Regions from separate parts of the Homo sapiens genome. Here region 1 is linked to region 2. The links are chromatin contacts, found by Hi-C in ENCODE. All regions are on one chromosome and are shown on one strand. Each heading gives the region's core, a stretch centred on a gene start or an enhancer-like site at or near the end of the contact. The rest is flanking DNA. Distances are from core to core; before and after follow the strand shown. Region 1 holds the start of CNGA1 (cyclic nucleotide gated channel subunit alpha 1). Region 2 holds the start of COMMD8 (COMM domain containing 8).

What was found. A loop is a pair of places that touch in the nucleus more often than their neighbours do. Pooled maps may share reads with other maps.
Region 1: a loop to region 2 is called in a map of CD8-positive, alpha-beta T cell, with 4 times the contacts of the local background. The contact joins the promoter of CNGA1 here to the promoter of COMMD8 in region 2. A Hi-C loop is called at or near these places in 2 of 168 maps with a recorded cell type or tissue (CD4-positive, alpha-beta T cell and CD8-positive, alpha-beta T cell), 1 of 37 single-sample maps with no recorded cell type and 8 of 50 pooled maps.

Annotation. Positions count from the first base shown.
Region 1 is chr4:48,013,634-48,020,335 of GRCh38, forward strand. CNGA1 (cyclic nucleotide gated channel subunit alpha 1) reads right to left here and starts at 3,048. Exons shown (of 11, transcript NM_001379270.1): 1 at 2,850-3,048. It overlaps NIPAL1 (NIPA like domain containing 1), which reads left to right and starts at 3,139. Exons shown (of 6, transcript NM_207330.3): 1 at 3,139-3,252. The coding sequence starts at 3,207. RefSeq lists an enhancer at 2,729-3,230 and silencers at 2,995-3,324, 3,615-3,774.
Region 2 is chr4:47,462,329-47,469,491 of GRCh38, forward strand. COMMD8 (COMM domain containing 8) reads right to left here and starts at 1,374. Exons shown (of 5, transcript NM_017845.5): 1 at 1,258-1,374. The coding sequence starts at 1,323. It overlaps LOC107986277 (a long non-coding RNA gene), which reads left to right and starts at 1,555. Exons shown (of 3, transcript XR_001741683.3): 1 at 1,555-1,623; 2 at 5,188-5,295. RefSeq lists a silencer at 1,105-1,364 and an enhancer at 3,013-3,062.

The sequences.
Region 1 (6,702 bases), core at 1,798-4,297, 550 kb after region 2:
AGAATGGGAGGCAGGTTGGCCCTAAGCAGTTCCAAGCTTCACTTTTCCCTTTAGCTTAGTGATTTGGGGGCTCCACTATTGATTTTCTTTCACAACTCAATAACCCAGGAATAATTAAGGGAAAGGCAAGATGGAGGATGAATTACTCAGCTTACTGTTAAAATTTTCTCAGTGATATAATTTTTGCAAAGGTGGTTTCTACTCCCCAGCTACCACCCCTCTTGTCTAGTCATCTTATTCCTTGCCCCAGAAACCACAGACCTCCCTACAATGTAGCAACTCAGGGGTTAACCTTGACACACCAGGAACCCTCCCAGACCTCCCCAAGCTCGAAAGACCTGTGGCCTTGTCCCTTGAGGCCCTAAGGCTCTACTAATCATTATTTATTTTGACCATCACCCCTGGGTCTAAGTGTCCTAGCACAAAGACCAATAAAACAGAAGTTGGCATTTTAGAGGGTCTCAGTTATTATCGCATTCTAATTTTTGAGTCAGAAGAGTAATTTTCCTAGAATCAAAGAATGGGCTAGTTGGAGATTTTTTTAATGCTCTTCTTTTAGTTAAACAAACAACATGATTTTGCGGGGGAATAAATATCCCCCAACTTTATGTCATTAAAGACAGTGTGTGGTACTATAACGGTATTCCCCAAAGTCATCTAGAAATTATCAATGAAGGAAAATACATATTATAAATTTCTGCTAGGCAACATTTAAACTGGAAAAGCAGTGGTCTTAAATGAGTTTAAATATTTTTTTTCTGAATTTTTTCTCTTTATTTTCAGAATTGAAAAGCAAGAACTACAACAAAATGCCTCTTACCTAAAGTAGACCTTAATATGCAACTGAAATTCAATAAAGATACATTTTTTAAAGTCTGTTTTGTTTTTTAATGTCCAATTACCAAATGGGTTAAGAGCACATACTTGAAGCCCAGCTTTCTTGGTTAGCATCTTGGTTCCACACTTACTGGTTATGTGTGCATAGGCCAGTTACTCAATCTTTGTGTGCCTCCATTTCCTCAGCTGTAAAGTGGGGGTAGTAGTATCTACCTTACAGGATTTTCATGAAGATTTATAAAGCAAATATTTACAAAGAGATTAGAATAGTGCTTGCCACATAGTAAATGCTATCCAAGTGTTTGTTAAATAAAAAATAAGCACCATAGATCACGTTTACCATCATTACTAATTTTTGATAAAGACAAAATTTTAAGTTGGAAATCCAAAGAAAACGTTTAAATAGAAGTCTAAGTTTTGGGCCGGGCTAGGTGGCTCACGCCTGTAATCCCAGCCCTTTGGGAGGCCGAGGTAGGCGGATCACGAGGTCAGGAGATTGAGAGCATGCTGGTTAACACGGTGAAACCCCATCTCTACTAAAAAAAAAAATACAAAAAATTAGCCGGGCGTGGTGGGGGGCGCCTGTAGTCCCAGCTACTCGGGAGGCTGAGGCAGGAGAATGGCGTGAACCCAGGAGGCGGAGCTTGCAGTGAGCCGAGATCGCGCCACTGCACTCCAGCCTGGGCGACAGAGCGAGACTCCGTCTCAAAAAAAACCAAACCAAGCCAAACAAACAAACAAGCAAACAAAAAGAAGTCTAAGTTTTAAGGCTTGTTATGGAAAATTGGCATAAATCTCCCTCGCTTTCAACTTTCACCTATTCCACTCTCCGTGGTGTTCCTTCTCTGCAAAGTCATCCATATGTATTATAAAAGTGGGTGCCTTGGACTGGTATGTTGACTAATTTGTTCTTAGCTCTTCTCTCATCCGCCTAAGAACAAGAAAAACAAGATTGAGGCCTCTGCTATGAAACTCTTAGGTAATAAAATTAATAGCACTGTTCATGCCTACTTAGAACAAAGGCTACCTGAGTACATGAGAATATTTTCCTCAGTGTTAAAATGCCAGAGCACAAAGGCACCCCAGTTCTCCCTGGTGAGGGTTTGAGCCCGAATTGTTCACTACCCCACCCCTCACCTTTTTTTTTCTTGAGACAGGGTCTCACTCTGTTGCCTGGACTAGAGTGCAGTGGTTCGATCATGTCTCACTGTAGCCTCCACCTCCTGGGCTCAAGTCATCCGTCCTCCCACCTCAGCCTCCTGAGTAGCTGAGACTACAGGAGTACACCACCACATCTGGCTAATTTTTGTAGAGACAGGGTTTCACCATGATGCCCAGGCTAGTCTCGAACTTGTGGACTCAAGAGAGCCACTCGCCTCAACCTCCCAAAGTGCTGTGATTACAGGGGTGAGCCACCCGCCAGCCCTGCCCACTCCTTGTTTTGTAAATACCTGCTATCAGGTCTTCCAACCTTGGTTTGGTTACTTAACCTCACTCTTTGCCTCTAATCCCTCATCTGTAAACTGAGCGTTAATAGACTGCTGTGAGATTTAATTAATACATAATGTGCCTGCATATGTATGGTATAACAAGGATATCATAAACATTAGTTATTAATAATTCGTGGAAATAAGTCTTTCCAGTTTTGGCATTGCTTTTCCCTTAAAGGTTTATTTCAAATACCCCTATGACCCAGAAAATGGGGCAGGGTAGGGGGAGTTGCCTGCTGGAGACAGAACGGAGAGTGGATGGATATAGCGGGCGTGGACGGACAGCGACAGAAGCTGATAACAGCACAGAAGGGCAAAGTCTGCTCAGCAGCCCCCAAAATAAACTTGAGCCTGGCAATCGGCGCAGAACCCCAGCAGTCAGCAGCTTCGGTGCAAAGCAACTAACACCTGAAGGCTTCCAAAAGCAGCAGGGCTCTCTCTAGCGGGGGAGCCTTTTCGACCAGAGAGGAGCCAGAAGGGGGCCTCAGTGCAGCCTCCACTCCACTCAATTCCCGGAGTTACCTTGGCGGGCTCCACGCTCCGAGAGACGCTGTTGCTCTATGAGGCGTGTCTGTGTTTCTCTAGTTCGCGGCTCCAGCAGTCGCGCCAAGGGGCAGCTGCTACTCCTGCCAGATACACCAGTTATCACAGGCCGCTCCCAGGCCTGCGGGGGCCCTGAGAATTCGCAACAAGCCCCGGGCAGCAGGGCTCGGCTGGCGCTGAGGCCCCGCCTGGCCATGCCCATTGGCGGAGGCTGCCCCGGGGGCGGGGTCAGGGCGCCCCATTCCCAGACCCCGCAGCCCCGCCCGCCGCGGGTGCGTGTGGAGAGGCCCAGGTGAGGAGCAAGCGCCCGCGTTCCGGAAGCCCGCTCCCGGGGCCATGGGGGCACAGGTGAGGCTGCCGCCCGGAGAGCCCTGCCGAGAAGGTTTGTGTCTGCCCTGAGCCGAGGGACCTGGCAGCTGGGTGGCGAAGAGACCGGGTGGGCGGTCCCCGGACACTTGCGGAGACTGGAAAGGGGGGCTGTACCGACTCTAAACGTAGTCGTTCACTCATTCATTCATTCAGTCAGTCGGCCGTCCAGCCAGGCGTTCAACACTTATTTATGGGTGCCTAGGCGATTCGGGCTGTGCTGGAAAACCTGAGTGGAATAAGGCAGGTGGGACTCCCACTCGATTCGCGAGGCCGACCAGTGTAAATTACCGCGTGCTGCGTGTGGGACGGGGAAACTCAGGATGCTATGGGAAGAATCCCGAGTCCCTCTGAGAAGGACGTTTCCTCTGACTCAGGCTCCCTTCCAGAGTCTGCGGCCGACGTCACCCGGTGGGCAGAGGGCGTGTCTGCCTGGGGGGCCCGTGGGAGTTCTGCGCTGCGCCCTGCGCTGGCTCCCGGGGATCGAGCACCGCGAGAGGTTGGGCGCCCGGGGCCGCGGGGGTGGGCGTTGGGCAAGTCTGGGCCGCCCACGTCTCTCCTCTTCCTTGGAAATGAAAAGGTCTCCAAACCCATGAGCCTGTCTGACTCGCTGTGCAGTCACTCTGGCTGCTTAAGGCGAGAGCCGTACTGGAGAGGAAACCTGGAACCGGGAGCACTCGTTTGCAGGCTCTTCTTACTGCTTCTCACCTGAGCCCCGTGAAATCTCTGGGCGAGGCTCCTTGCCCTTCGCCAAGTGTTCGCAACACTGGCGGGTTTTCTGCAGTCTCCATACAGAAGGCCCCGATAAAAGTAGGGAAGGGGGTAGGGGGAGCGACTGGAAGGATGTAGATACATTGAAATGATGGTTTTCGCCGTACCAAGGGGAAAGCAGCTTTTTAATTTACCTGATAATGCAGTAAAGGGGAAGGGAGGCAGTGAAAGGCATGGTAAGAACTACTATATATATACACATATATATATAGTTCCCTTACACATATATATATATATATATGTATATACATATACACCTTTGCAAAGGTGCTCGCAACTTCCCTAGTTTCCTCTCCTCTTGACTCTTCCAGCTTATTCCTTTTTAACAAGTGAGCTCGTCCAAACCATGCTAGCAAGGAAGAGAAGGGACACCAAAAAAAGGAGAAAAATGCCTGAACAATTCACAAGCTATTAAAAAAAATTTTTTAAGGCCGCTGGATCTAGAATTATTTTCTAGTCTTTTTTTCTGAAAAAGAGCAATAACGCCTGAACAACTCACAAACTATTAAAAAACAAAAATTTTAAGGCAGCTGAATCTAGAATTATTTCCTAGAGAGTCAGGTTGTGTGCCCTTTTTCTAAATAATTTCTAACCCAGCAAATCTGACAGTTACTAACACACCCACACTTGTTTACCCAAGGATCTGTAAGTAAGGAAGGTATATGAATTACACCCACTTGTTTGAGCTTCTGGATGTTTTTCCTGCTTTGCTTATGCATTGAGTTCCAACAAGAAACATTTAAGCTCCAGGCTTAATACCTGTGATTAACCATGGTAATTAATTGTGTGAAAAGCTGGTGAGAAAGACTTAGAAATCTGAATGCACGTTATTAGTAGTGGGAAGAGATTAGGCTTTGGCATCAGACAGTCTGAGCTGTAACTTAGCTTCCTTGAGCATTTTCCTGTCTATAAATTGGGGGTCATCCCTCCAGTTTACAGTTCTGAAGAGTAGGTGCAGGTGGGATTACATATGAACTACACCACTCAGAGCTTGACATGGAGTAAACAAAGACTCAATTTTTCACTTGTTCATTCAAATAACAAGAGTCCCATGTGCCAAGCACTGGCATAGGTGCTGGGATAGAGGGATCTGCAAGACAGTCTGGTCCCAGACTCTAGGACTAGGTTCCTGCTCTCAGGCACCTTACTGTTCAGATGGCAGCTACTATGCAAGAAACAAAGTAATTTAAAAGATCATTATAATAGCAGTAATGTATCAAGAGTGTTGGGATGTTTAGATTGGGTATTCAATGAAAGCCCCTTACGAAAGTGATATTCAAGCTGAGACCCAAATGACAAGGGGTCAGTCATGAGATCTGAAGATAGAACATTCCAGTTGAACTTCCATGAAGAAAAAGTTAATTTCATACTTTGGTTTTGACTTTTTTTTGTTTTTTTGAGGCGGAGTGCCACTCCGTCACCCAGGATGGCATGCAGTGGTGCAATTTCAGCTCACTGCAACTTCCACCTGGGTTCAAGCAATTCTCCTGCCTCAGCCTCTCAAGTAGCTGGGAATACAGGCACATGCCACCATGCCCAGCTAATTTTTGTATTTTTAATACGGGTTTCACTGTGTTGACCAGGCTGGTCTTGAACTCCTGACTTCAAGTGATACTCCTACCTTGGCATCCCAAAGTGCTGGGTTTACAGGCATGAGCCATCCCCCACCCCACATTGGTTTTGACTTTTAAAGCTATAGATGCTTCAAAAGAGTCTCTAATCCAAAATTATCTTTAAAAGAAACAAATGCAAATATGTATGAAGGTTGTTATAAAGCTGTAATTAAGCCATATGAGGAAGTCTATTTGATTGGGAACATATGATGGAAAGTGACTGAGAGGTTCCTTTAGATTGGGAAGGCAGGAAAGGCCTCTCTGAGTTGCTTAGTCCTCTCACTCAGAAGAAGCTAGCTATGCCAGCCAGCACTCTGTAACAGGCTCAGGAACAGCTGCTTTTTAAAAAGCTTAAGGTGAGAAGGAACTTATTCTATGAAAGGAACAGAAGAAAAGGCAATAGTAGGGAATGAGGTTAGGCAGCTGGAGACAGGATTCCACAGGGCCTTATAGGCTATAGTGGGAATTTTGGATTTTTTTCGGAATGAGAAGGGAAGCCCTTGTGGAGTTTTGGAAGGAGGAATGACAAGATCAGACCTACTTGTCTAAAGGTTCATTTCACCTGATCCTTCTCCCACCTACTCTTTAGCCACATCTCATACCATCTCCCTTTCTGTCACCCCAGGCAACCTGGCTGACTGCAGTTTCTTCAACCCCTCAGGGTTTCTGCTTTTAGACTTAGCAGAGAGGCTCTTTTGTTTAATCCTGTTTTAAAAAATATATTCCTTGATGCTGCTTTTACTACTTGCTATGGCACTCTTAACATACGTATAGTTATTTGTTTGTTAATCCTATCTGCCCCCACTGGAATATAAGAGAGCGGGACCATTGTTGTATTCATTTTTCTATCTCCAGATTCTAGAAAATGCCCAACAGGTAGTACACCATACATATTTGTTGAATGAAGGAAAAGAAGATTAGTGTTTCAGAGAGGGGTGAGAGGGAGAGTAATGCAATATGATGTCAGAGACGAGCCAGTTTCAGAGCATGAGAAGCTTTAAAGTTCAAAGTTAGTGAGGAGTTGAGATTTTGTTGTAAGTTGAGATGAAAAACCATGACAGGGGACAGGGAGTATTAAGCCA
Region 2 (7,163 bases), core at 124-2,623:
GGGGGCCATGGATGAAACCTAGAACGTCAGGTTGAGAGGGGCTGGGTGAAAGTGGTGGTGCCACAAACCGAAAATGAGGCTACGGGAGGAGTAGGTCCAGGGGGAAAGAAGAGCTGAGGCAAGGGCATACTGAATTTGAGGTACCTGTGGCAGAAGCCTGACACTCAGGGAAGAGATTTTGGTTTGGGGTTTTTGGGGTTTTGTTTTGTTTTTTACCTGGCATTCTTGAACCATAGAGGAAGAAATTTTTGGCTGGACCTAAAGATTTAGAAGTCATCGACATATATGGTAATAAAGGTTATGGGCCTTATCTAAATGGGTAGAGTGAAGACAAGGAGAGCCAAAAGCCAATAAAACACTCAGAATCAACAGATCTGAGCATAAGTTCCAGCTCTGCCACTAACTGGATGGGCAATCCTGGGCAAGTTAGCCAAAATTTCTGCTGACATTTCAGGTTCCTCACTTGCAAAAACAAAGAAAAGAATTAGGTGTTTTTTTTTCTTGACCCTGGCAGGAGGTAAGTTCATTCCTTTCTGTCTCCTCCACACTTTCTCCAGTATAAATGGAATAGAGGAAACAGGAAGCCAAAATTGAGACTTATAAAAAAGATGCTCCACCAGGGCACAGGCTGTGTCTCACTCACCATTTACCTCATCCCATCGGGGCGCTCAATCTATGGTAGACTTCAATGAAAAACTGGCTGAACAAATGAATGTGGTTGCTTTTTCCAGATTCTTACAAGCCAGGTTCTTTTACAGACTGGAAGTCAATGGGTACATCACCTCTTGGGACGATCCTAACTAAAGTAACTCGCCCAGTTATTTCTCTTCCTACCAACCACCCTCAAGGGGGGAGGCAGGGTCCGCTTCGGTCTTTGTCACATTGTATTCCAGCACCTAGCTCTGTACCTGCTGTCCGGTAGGTAGGGAGCCTTTGGGAGGTTATGTGTTGAATGAATTAAGAAAACGTATACTAAGAGGCAGCAAACACCGACTTAAGCTTTCAAAGCCCAGTCTGGTGTGGGCGCTTCTGCGCGCAAAGCCCCTGGAGCTGCACCTCTAGGCTGGGGGTGGCGCCCCAAGCTGTCCTCCTAGGCTCCCCAGGGAAGGCGGGGACCAACCACCCGAAATCACGCCCCTTCCTCCTCCCTTCCCTAGGGAGCTTGCGAAGGCGTCCGGGTCGCACCCGGCCTGATCCGCACGCCGGGCTGTCGCGAATCCCAGGCCCCGCGCCGCTTCCCCCGGTACCCGCCCTCACCTGCGGGCCCAGCTCGGCCGGCAGCTTCTGCAGCCGCCACAAGGGCGTCCCCTCTTCCGGCTCCATCCCTGCGCGAAGCTGGGGCTTGGGTCACGTGTCAAGGCTGGCCGCTTGTCTAAAGCTACGACTCGCCCACGTGACTCTCGCCGGCGGGGAGGGGCGTGGACCCAAGAAGTCCCTGTGCGCTTGCGCAGAGACCGAACTACCGCTTTCCCCGTAACCAGGGAGACTGCAGTTTGCAGTGATGTGGCTAAGATACCCTTGTGCTATTAAAGGCACATTTACGTATCTTTCAACGCAGTTTGTACCTTTGTTTAGGGTTCTATTGAACTTTCTCTGTGCTCTTTAGAAAACCGTCGAATAAAGGTAACCATCTTTTTGGGTGCCTGGGCATGGTCATTGTCCCAGAGTTTTAACAGAAGTCTCTACTAAAGTATCCTGATTTGCAAGGTAAATTAAGGTTTTGCCATGAGCAACGTTCTGTATATAGATCATCCTAGGGAGAAGGTACTATTTTCAGCCCTATTTGCAGAAAGCAAACATGATTAGAGAAGTCACTAAGGTTGTCAGATTTAGCAAATGAAAATACCAAGCGTCCAGTTAAATGTGAAATTTCAGATAAACAATAATATTTTGTTGTAAGTATCCCCTAAATATTGTATGGGATATATTTATACTGAAAATTATTTGTCCATCTGAAATTCAAATTTAACTGGTGTCCTGTATTTTATCTGGCAACGCTAAAAATCACTGACCTAAGTAAGAGGCCCAGTCTGAAGTTAAACAAAATCAATCAGACTCAAGAGCCATGCTATTAATGTTGGACTAAGCTCAAAGTCCAAATATCCTTTCTGTTATTTCTTATTACAGCTGTTACTTTAATCAGGTGCTGAAGAATTCAGTGGTGGTAAAATGAGCATGTCCTGCAAAAGCGGATAATAATAACTAGTAGACCAGAAACAGGAATTACAATCTAATTTATAAATTTAATAATAAAAGTGGTGCAAAATGGTGAAGCAGAAGAGAAAGTATTCAATCTATGGGCTACGCAGAGAAAAACTACTCATTAGCAGCATTCTAGGTTTACCTCCTACGTCCTTTCTCTGTGTGCCTCAACTCTAAAAGGTGAAGTCAATTTCTTTCTCCCGTGAGTTTTCATGATATTTTAGCTGTCCCTCACTTATTTACCACTTTCTAGTTCTTAATGCAGATAGATGCACAACACTCATTGCCCTATCTTAAATGTAATTGTCTTAAGATACTTTGTGAATAGGAGCTCCCCTAGTAATAGTTAAAATGAGAAGTCTGGAAAACTACTTCACCTGAGTCTTTCTGTAAATCTAATGATGGGTAAGGTCTATTTTGAGAAAAAAACTTAAATTTTATGTATTATAATAATTGGGAGAAAAGTACTTTCAAGCATCTACTATATGTCAAACCCTTCATATATTTTTATCTTACTAATTCCTGCTACAGCCTTGTACAGTGGGTATTACAGATGAGGAAATGAACTTGAAGTAATATATTTTGTAAGGTCACATAGATAGTAGTTACAAAATCACTGGTCTGAGGCCAGAAACGGTGATCTCAGTTTGCATGCTTGACTACCCCTGCTGAGGAACTGAAATGATATGGCTTACCTAAGGCCACGTAACATGACTAAATAAGGTAAAATGACACACCTAACAGGGCCCAAGGTTTAGTCAGAGGACAGAGAATTAGGTCCTAACTCATCTTTCAAGCAACACTGAGTACTAAGAAGAATTTGATCTTTACTCTTGAATTTGGATGGGACAAAATTTAGCCTGCAACAAATATGGTTTCCAAAATAGTTAACAACTTGCAAGAGAGACAGCGCTTAATATTTGCCCTTTGATTAGTAAGAGGATGTTCTTATGTGTGTAATCCAAGAGGTTTTCAAAACATATGTCTGTCTCTTGTAGTTCCATCTCTATGAGGTATATTCTGGTCTCCATCTCCCAAATCTTATTTGTACTATAGCAATCTTTAAATGCATGAACTCTGGAGCTAAACTTCATAAGTTCAAACCCTGGCTCTGCAAATGACTATGTACTCTGGGCAAGCTATTTTCACTTCTCTGTGTTTCTCATTCCTTACAACAACCCTGTAAATTGTATAATTGGTTATAATGACAGCCTAGGATTTACAGGGTGGTTGTAAGTTGATATATGTGAAGTTCTTGCAATGAAGTCTGGCCTGGCACATAGAAAATTGTATTATATTCCCTTCTATGTGGACTTCTTTGCTCTACTGTTATCTAGCCAAAGTCTAGTGGGTTCCAGAAAGTTACCCTCCTAGTGAACTGTCACTGCCTTAGAGATGTGATCTGCATCTGAAACCCAACTAGCCAGCTATATAGTGCTGTATAGGTGATGTAGGTCATTGCTAACAGCTGGGAGAGGTGTACAAAGATCTTAGGTAAACCACAGTGTGTGCCCTTGCTGAGCTTAAACTGGAATTCAAGCTTGCTATTTGTGAAATAATTTGGTGCTCTTTTTCTGAAGTTAGTTTCCTTGAGATTTTTTGTTTTGAGGTGGAAGGAGGAAAGAGTTTTGCGCGCCATGCTTTGGGAAATTCACTCATTCACTCATTCTTTAACAATTGTTGATTAAACATCTACCATTGATTAGATGCTCTAATGACTCTGGGAATGCAAGCAGTGGACAATAATTTACCTTCTGGTTTCAGAGGAGAAGGAGTGCTTAGATAATGAACAAATAGACAATTAAGATGATGAAATATACTGAGAAGTATCTTCAGGAAAATAAAACAGTCATGTAATAGAAAGGGATGGTAGAAATATACCTTAGATTGGTCAAAAAGCACCTAGCTAACAAATGGCATTTATACTAAGGCATAAAGGCTGAAAAGACATGAAGGCAACATCTGGGGAAAAATAGTTGTGAGCAGAATGCAGAGGCTCTGAGGCAAGAGAAAGCCTGCCTTATTCAGCATAATTACCCAAGGCCTGTGTGGCTGGACAGGCCTTGAAGATGCCAGAGATGTGGGCATGGATTTGGTAAAGAAGATACCAGAGATGTGGGCATGGATTTGGACCAGTGAATTGACATAATGTGGTTTACATTTTTAAATGCTTATACCATGGAAACTGGAAAATAGTTATGCTATGCAAAACAGATCTTAGAGTGCAAGAGCAAAAGAAGGGGAACCAATTTGGAGGCTACTCCAGACTTATTCTAACTAATATAGAGATTAGAGTTAATATGGCCTAGTTTCCACCCCCAGACTGTAGAATTCCAGGGGCTTAGTGATAGATGGTGGTAGCAGGAACTAGATACAAATGGAAAGAATCAAAATATATTTTGGAACTAAGACCTATAGAAGTTGATGGTGGATTGGATGCTTGTGGAAGAGAAAGAGATGCTTGTGGAAGTGAAATGCAGACTAAAAGAGATAGTAAAGCATCTGTCATCCAAGCCAGCATGAAGTTTTATGCCCTGAACAAGAGACAGAGCCATAGACTATAGCTTCTTTGTTGGTGAAAGTCTTTTTGAGGTGCAATGGTGTGGTGATTAAGTGTACAGGGTCTAGAGTCAGACAGACCTGGATTCCAGTTATGTCTCCACCACTTACTAACCATATAACCTTGGACAAGTTGGATAAACTCTCATACCTAAGTTCCCTCTACTGAATATAGGGATAAAACTACCACATATTTAATAAAGTTGTCCTGAAGCTCAAATAAAATAATGTACATATCCCAGCCTCCCTTTCATCTGGGGTGGGTGGTGTCCAAGTGCTGGCCAATAGGACGAAAATGGAAGTATTATATAGCACTTCTCGGTACCTTTTATTTAAGGAGAACCCAAATGTACCATTTGCCTTTTTCTTCTTTGTTTCTGCTTCCATCTTGCTTTCTAGAACTCAAATGATGCTGTTTTTGGACAGGGAGGTCATGGACCAAGTACAAAGCGGCAAAAGGATGGAATTAAGGTACCTGACATTGTTGAACCCATGCCTGATGCCACATTAGCTCAGGACTACCTACATGGACATGTACGTGAAATACTACCCTACTTCCCCCTTATTTAAGCCTTTTTTATGGCGGGCTTCATGTCAATATCCCTCAGTCTGATCCCAACTAATATAAGCATTATAGTAAATGACTCCTAATTTGCATCCACGGGCCTGTAGTCTTGGGTTATGATCTCAATGGTAAAAATTAAAAGACAAAATTATAAAATAATAATATACATTTTAAAAATAGGCATTCCTATACATTGCCATTGGCAATTTTTCTAGAGGGTTTTGATTGCATTTATAAAATTTTCTACATGTACCTACTCTTTGACTTAGAAATTCCAGTTCCAGGCCGGGTGCGGTGGCTCACGCCTGTAATCCCAGCACTTTGGGAGGCTGAGGTGGGCGGATCACCTGAGGTCAGGAGTTCGAGACCAGCCTGACCAACATGGAGAAACCCCGTCTCTACTAAAAATACAAAATTAGCTGGGCGTGGTGGCACATGTGTGTAATCCCAGCTACTTGGGAGGCTGAGGCAGGAGAATCCCTTGAACCCGGGGGGCAGTGGTTGCGGTGAGCCAAGATTGCACCATTGCACTCCAGCCTGGGCAACAAGAGCGAAACTTCATCTCAAAAAAAAAAAAAGAAATTCCAGTTCCAGAAATATATAGGAAAAAAAAAATTTGGCTCCAAGAATATTCATTTATACATTGTTTACAATAGCAAATAACTAGGAATAAGTTATTGGCTTAATAAATGATATTATAACATAAAATGAAGCCACAAAAAAGTGATTTTATATAAGAATATTTAATAGAATATAAACTTGCTCACAATAACTATTGGGAAAAGAGTTATGTTTCAAATCTATTTGTTCTGTGTGATCCATGGTGTGCTGGGTGTCTGTGTGTGTAGGTGTGTGCATGTGTAGTGTGCAATTTCCTAGACACAGGAATATACAAAATTTTAGCAATGGTTTTCTTTAATTTGGGAGATTATAGATGATTTTGATTTTCTTCTTTTAGTTTTTCTGCATTTTTAAGTCAAATTTTTATTTAAAAATCTTAAATATTTTAAGATAGCTATAATAAATTTTGACTCTAATGATTCACTTTCATTTTGCTTTCAAACCCAGGTCTTACCTGAACTCAGCCCCTTCCTCCAGTATCTTGCTAAACATCACCAACAACATCAAATTACACTGATGATAATCTGTTTTTTACCCCATTCTCTACAGCTGCAGCCTCCATTGGAATGGGATTTGCTTTCCTAATTGTTGAGTTGTCTTAGGCACTGCATAATATGAATCCCTAGAATTCTAGCCTACTGATAATCGCTAAGCAACCACATATTTTAGTTATATTACAGCAGCCTCTCACTCCTTATTCCAATGTCTGTATTAGGCAGCTGGTTAATTAGTTTAATGGTTAATTAGTTAAATAAAACTGCAGAATTTTAGAAGTTTAACATAATCTTCTTCGTCTTTGTGTGTGTGTGAGTGTGTGTGTGTGTGTGTGTGCGCTTACCTAACAGTCTGATGCATATCGGTGCAGGCATTTAGGTGGCTCTTCTATTCTCTAAGACCTCAGAATTCTCTTTATTCTGGAATTGGTTGCATATGAAAGAGGAAGAATATGAAGGATCACGGAGGGAGTTTTTACGTGCCAGACCTAGATATAATGTGTATCATTCCTACCTGCATTTCATCACCTGGAAACCAATTTCATGGCAGCATGCAATTGTAAGGAAATTTTGGAAATATAACTTAGCTGTGTGTGGAGAAAGAAATGAAATTTAATAAATGTATAGTTGTTTCTACCACAATCATGCCTTTTAAAAAATAAAAGAGAATTTCTCATAGAAGAAATCCTCATATAAACACTGTAAACAATTGTCTTTCACAT